Linked DNA regions of Homo sapiens: region 2 is linked to region 1. A link is an interaction called in ENCODE POLR2A ChIA-PET data of the cell type or tissue named here. Cell type or tissue: K562. All regions are shown on one strand.

Evidence for each region. Peaks named below come from ENCODE experiments on the same cell type or tissue, not always from the same donor. Only the 100,000 strongest peaks of a DNase experiment are listed, where the experiment ranks them.
Region 2: POLR2A ChIA-PET joins it to region 1 with 5 read pairs; 4 of 35 experiments call an interaction of 5 or more read pairs at or near these places.

What each region holds. Positions count from the first base shown.
Region 1 is chr14:73,441,499-73,443,998 of GRCh38, forward strand. The region is part of intron 1 of NUMB (NUMB endocytic adaptor protein); the gene reads right to left. Among named protein-coding and RNA genes, the nearest start is that of NUMB, 16 kb to the right of the region's middle. In K562, no CTCF peak of the experiment used is centred here; no DNase peak of the experiment used is centred here.
Region 2 is chr14:73,638,831-73,641,330 of GRCh38, forward strand. No RefSeq gene overlaps it. Among named protein-coding and RNA genes, the nearest start is that of DNAL1, 4.9 kb to the right of the region's middle. RefSeq lists an enhancer at 577-746. In K562, no CTCF peak of the experiment used is centred here; a DNase peak (open chromatin) is centred at 1,011.

The DNA of each region.
Region 1 (2,500 bases):
ACACTCCAGCCTGGGCAACAGAGCAAGACTCCATCTCAAAGAAAAAAAAATTCTACTTTATACTCACTAGAATAGCTCTACTCAAAAAGCAGAGATCAGCCTGAGCTGTGACTCACACCTGTAATCCCAACACTTTGGGAGGCGAGGAGAAAGAAACGCTTGAGGCCAGGAGTTCCAGACCATCCTGGGCAACATAGCAAGACCCCATCTCTACCAAAAAATTTAAAAAATAAAAATTAGCTGGGCATGGTGGTGCAGTCCTAGCTACTAGGGAGGCTGAGGTGGAAGGATAGTTTGAGCCAGGAGTTTGAGGCTGCAGTGAGCTATCATGCCCACTACACTCCAGCTTGGGTGACAGACCAAAATTCTGTCTCAAAACAACAATAAAAAAAATAAAATAAAAGAGGTAATAACAATTGTTGGCGACAATGCAGAAAAACTGGAATTCTCATTCTCACTGCTGGTGAGAATGTAAAATGGTGTAGCTGCTTTAGAAAACCTCAAAAGAGTTACCATATAACCTAGCAATTCCACTACTTATGGGCATATACACAAAAACAATGAAAAGAGACCCGGCACAGTAGCTCACACTTGTAGTCCCAGCACTTTGGGAGGCCGAGGCAGGAGAATAGCTTGAGCCCAGGGGTTCAAGACCAGCCTGGGAAACATAGTGAGAGACCCTGTCTCTGTAAGAAAAAAAAAAGAAAAAAGAAAGAAAAAAAAAAAACGGGCAGGAGTGGTGGTGCATGCCTATGGTCCTAGCTACTCAGAGGCTGAGGTGGGACCATCTCTTGATCCTGGGAGGTTAAAACTGCAGTAAGCAATGATTGCACCACTGCACTCTGGACTGGGCTACAGAGCAAGATCCCATCTCAAAAATAATAATAATAATAAATTGTTTAAATTGTTTTAAAAGGAAAAAAGAAATGAAAACACATGTCCACACAAAAACTTTTATGTGAATGTTCATATTGGCTCTATTTGAATAGCCAAAAACTAGAAATAATCCAATGTCTATCAGCAGAAGAAATTTTTTAAATTGCAATATATCCATATTATGGAATACTACTCAACAATAAAAGGTAATGAAATATTGATACACAAATAACATGGAAAATCTCAAATTAATTAGGCAGAATGAAAGAAGTCAGACAAAAAAATATATGTATATACTACATGATGCTATTTATATAAAATTCTAGAAATTGCAAACTAATCCATAATGACAGACAGCAGATTAGGAGTTGCCTGCGGGAATAGAAAGGGAGAGATGTATTACAAAAGGTAGAAAACTTTTGGAGTGATCAGTATGTTCCTTACCTTAGCTGTAGTGTATACATATGTAAAAACTCATTACACCATTTACTTTTTTTTCTTTTTTTGAGACAGGGTCTGGCTCTGTCGTCCCATCTGGAGTGTAGTGGTGCAATCTCAGCTCACTGCAACCTCTACCTCCTCGGCTCAAGTGATCCTCCTGCCTCAGCCTCCTGAGTAGCTGGGACTACAAGCACATGCCTCCATGACTGGCTAATTTTTGCATTTTTGTAGAGATGGAGTTTCACCATGATGACCAGACTGATATCAAACTCCCAAGCTCAAGCAATCTGCCTTCCTTGGCCTCCCAAAGCACTGTGCTGGGAATACTGGTTTGAGCCACTGCACCCAGCCCTGTTTACCTTAAATACGTGCAGTTTCACCGTACATCAATTGTACCTGAATAAAGCTATTTTTAAAATGCACATGCCATGGTGGGGGAAGAGAACTATACTAGCCTTTCTGAAAATGGTATGTTTGGGTAAGAAAAAAGTAGAAAAAGGATGGGTACAGTGGCTCACGCCTGTAATCCCAGCACTTTGGGAGGCTGAGGCGGGTGGATCACTTGAGGTCAGGAGTTCCAGACCAGCCTGGCCAACATGGTGAAACCCCATCTCTACTAAAATTACAAAATTAGCCAGGCGTGGTGGCGCACGCCTGTAATCCCAGCTAATCAGGAGGCTGAGGCAGGAAAATTGCTTGAACCTGGGAGGCAGAGGTTGCAGTGAGCCGAGACCATGCCATTGCACGCCAGCCTAGGCAACAAGAGCAAAACTCCATCTCAAAAAAAAAAAAAAAAAGTAGAAAAAACAGGCTGAGAGGATTGATCGATTGATGATTGATTCATTCATTCATTGAGCTGGAGTCTTGCTCTGTCTCCCAGGCTGGAGTGCAGTAGCGTGATCTCAGCTCACTGCAACCACTACCTACCGGGTTCAAGCAATTCTCCAGCCACAGCCTCCCGAGTGGCTGGGATTACAGACGCCCACCACCAAGCCCAGCTAATTTCTTTTGTATTTTAGTAGAGACAGGGTTTCACTGTGTTGCCCTCTCGAACTCCTGAGCTCAAGCAATCTGCCCTCCTCCACCTCCCAAAGTATTTATTTATTTTTGAGACAAAGTCTCACTCTGTCCCCCCACGCAGGAGTGCAGTGGCGCAATCTCGGCTCACTGCAACCACCACTTC
Region 2 (2,500 bases), 200 kb after region 1:
TTGGGAGTGGGGGCAGCTCAAAGCTCATGCTATTGCTCAGATTGAGTCTTGGAAGATCTTGGAGTTTTTGCAGTTGCACTTAGGGTAAAGGCTAACTAGACAATTAAATTTATTCATTTATTTAAGAGGCAGGGGGAGTTTTGCTCTGTTGCCCAGGCTGGTCTTGAACTCCTGGCCTCAAGCAGTCCTCCCGCCTCACCCTTCCAAAGTGCTAGGATTACAGGAATGTGCAGCCTCACTGGGCTAGACACTTAAATTTAGTTATGCTTCAGAGCAAATCCAGAGACAGACTGAATATTTTTATCAAAAAATGACTGAGATCTGAACTTTTCATGGTCATCTGCAAGCTTTTAAAAGAAATAAAAATGCTAAATTCAAGTTCATCACAGCCCGCAGCTTTGGAACTATCCATATTTCTCTATGTTTGGTTTGTTTGAGCTTTATTTCAAGGTAATTGCTAACCGAAAGCCAGCTTTCAAGCTGCCACTTACCCACCTTTCCCACCTACTCTTCCTGCCACCTTCTGTACCTCCAAAGATCTAAAAAACCGGTGTATGACTATTTGTTTGTTGTATCTGTCCCAGAAGTTTTAGATATGTGTTTCTTTCTTTCTTTCTTTTGAGATAGAGTCTTGCTCTGTTGCCCAGGCTGGAGTGCAGTGGCTTGATCTTGGCTTACTGAAACCTCCACCTCCCGAGTTCAAGTGATTCTCCTGCCTCAGCCTCCCAAGTAGCTGGGATTACAGGTGCCTCCCACCATGCCCAGCTAATTTTTGTATTTTAGTAGAGATGGGGTTTCACCATGTTGGCCAGGCTGTTCTCAAACTCCTGACCTCAAATGATCCACTCACTTCAGCCTCCCAAAGTGTTGGGATTACAGGCGTGAGCCATCGCGCCCAGCCGTTTTAGATATGTTTTGACCAGGGGTGAATACATGCATATAGGCCCCTGGTTTTGTGATGAGGAACAACTGGGTTATGATAATTTTCTCATAATAGTCAGAGGCTAGAGTGAATTCTAGTAGGATGACTCAGAGGCTAGTTGGTGGTGGACTGAAGTCACAGAATATTTTCTGCTGTTAATCAGATTTTGATATGTGTCTAGCTGCACCCTGTTCCAGGATCTTTAGAGAAAGCTGGGAACTCTAAGATATTTGTCTTTAGAATGGCAACTAATTACTGAGAAACACTTGCTTTGATTCTCCAAAGTTCTCTTATCTTGGTGTAATTTTAAAAACTTTCCTTCACACTTTTGTTTAAAATTATATTTTAAAACAGGCAGGTCCTAGGTTCTAGTTGCAAATTGATAATTACACATGTAGACAATGTAATTATCTGAGGGAAAGACAGAGTTTATCCCTTCCACCTTCCACCTTCTCCACCAAAAACTTAATTACAGTTTGTGGGTGAGCTTTAACTTGTTAGAATAATCTTAGATGAAGTTATGAGTTTTTATTCTAAACACTTAAAATGTATAGAATTGAAACATGTTAAAAGTTCTGGTCCTCATTATAATTTAGTTTTAGTTTTGCAGTTGCCATTTGTCTTTACATATTTGAAGGGAAAGGTAACGATATTAATTACTAGACTTTGATTTTGGTTGATCAGTAATCTTGTGCTTACGACTGGTTTGCGGCTGGGCACGGTGGCTCACACCTGTAATCCCAGCACTTTGGGAGGCCGAGGTGGGCAGATCGCTTGAGCTCAGCAGTTCAAAACCAGCCTGGGGATCATGGCAAAACCTCGTCTCTATCAAAAATACAAAAAATTATCCAGGTGTGGTGGCACACTTTTATGGTTCCAGATAATTGAGAGGCTGAGGTGGGAGGATCGCTTGAACCTGGAAGGCCAAGGTTGCAGTGAGCCGCGATTGGTCTACTGCATTCCAGCCTGGGTGATAGAGTGAGACTCTTATCTAAAAAAAAAAAAGTGGTTTGCGAGGCGTCTTGTTGGCAGAGGTTGAAGAGTTGTTGCCCTAATTTATAGTATTATTAAATAGTTTTCCCCAAATTAACATTATTTTTAAAATTGAATACAAGTTTCAAATTATTAACATCAAGAAAAAATACAGGCTTTGGTGAGGTGGTTTAGGCCTGTAATCCCAGCACTTTGGGAGGCTAAGGTGGGTGGTTTGCTTGAGCTCAGGTGTTCAAGACCAGCCTGGACAACATAGCAAGACCCCAGTCTCTACAAAAAAATTTAAAATTTAGCTGGGGGTGATAACACATGCCTACAGTCCTAGCTATTTGGGAGGCTGAGGCAAGGAGGATCGTCTGAGCCTGTGGGGTTGAGGCTACAGTGAGCTGTGATCACACCACTACATGCCAGCCTATCTAGCCTGGGCAACCAAGTGAGACATTGTCTCCAAAAACTGAAAAAAAAGGTGTGTGTGTGTGTGTGTAAACACCACTTCCTGATTTCAGGGGTTTTTGTGTAAGATTTTGTTCTTTATTTTTTGAGTCTGAGTCTCGCTTTTGTCACCCAGGGTGGAGTGCAGTGGCG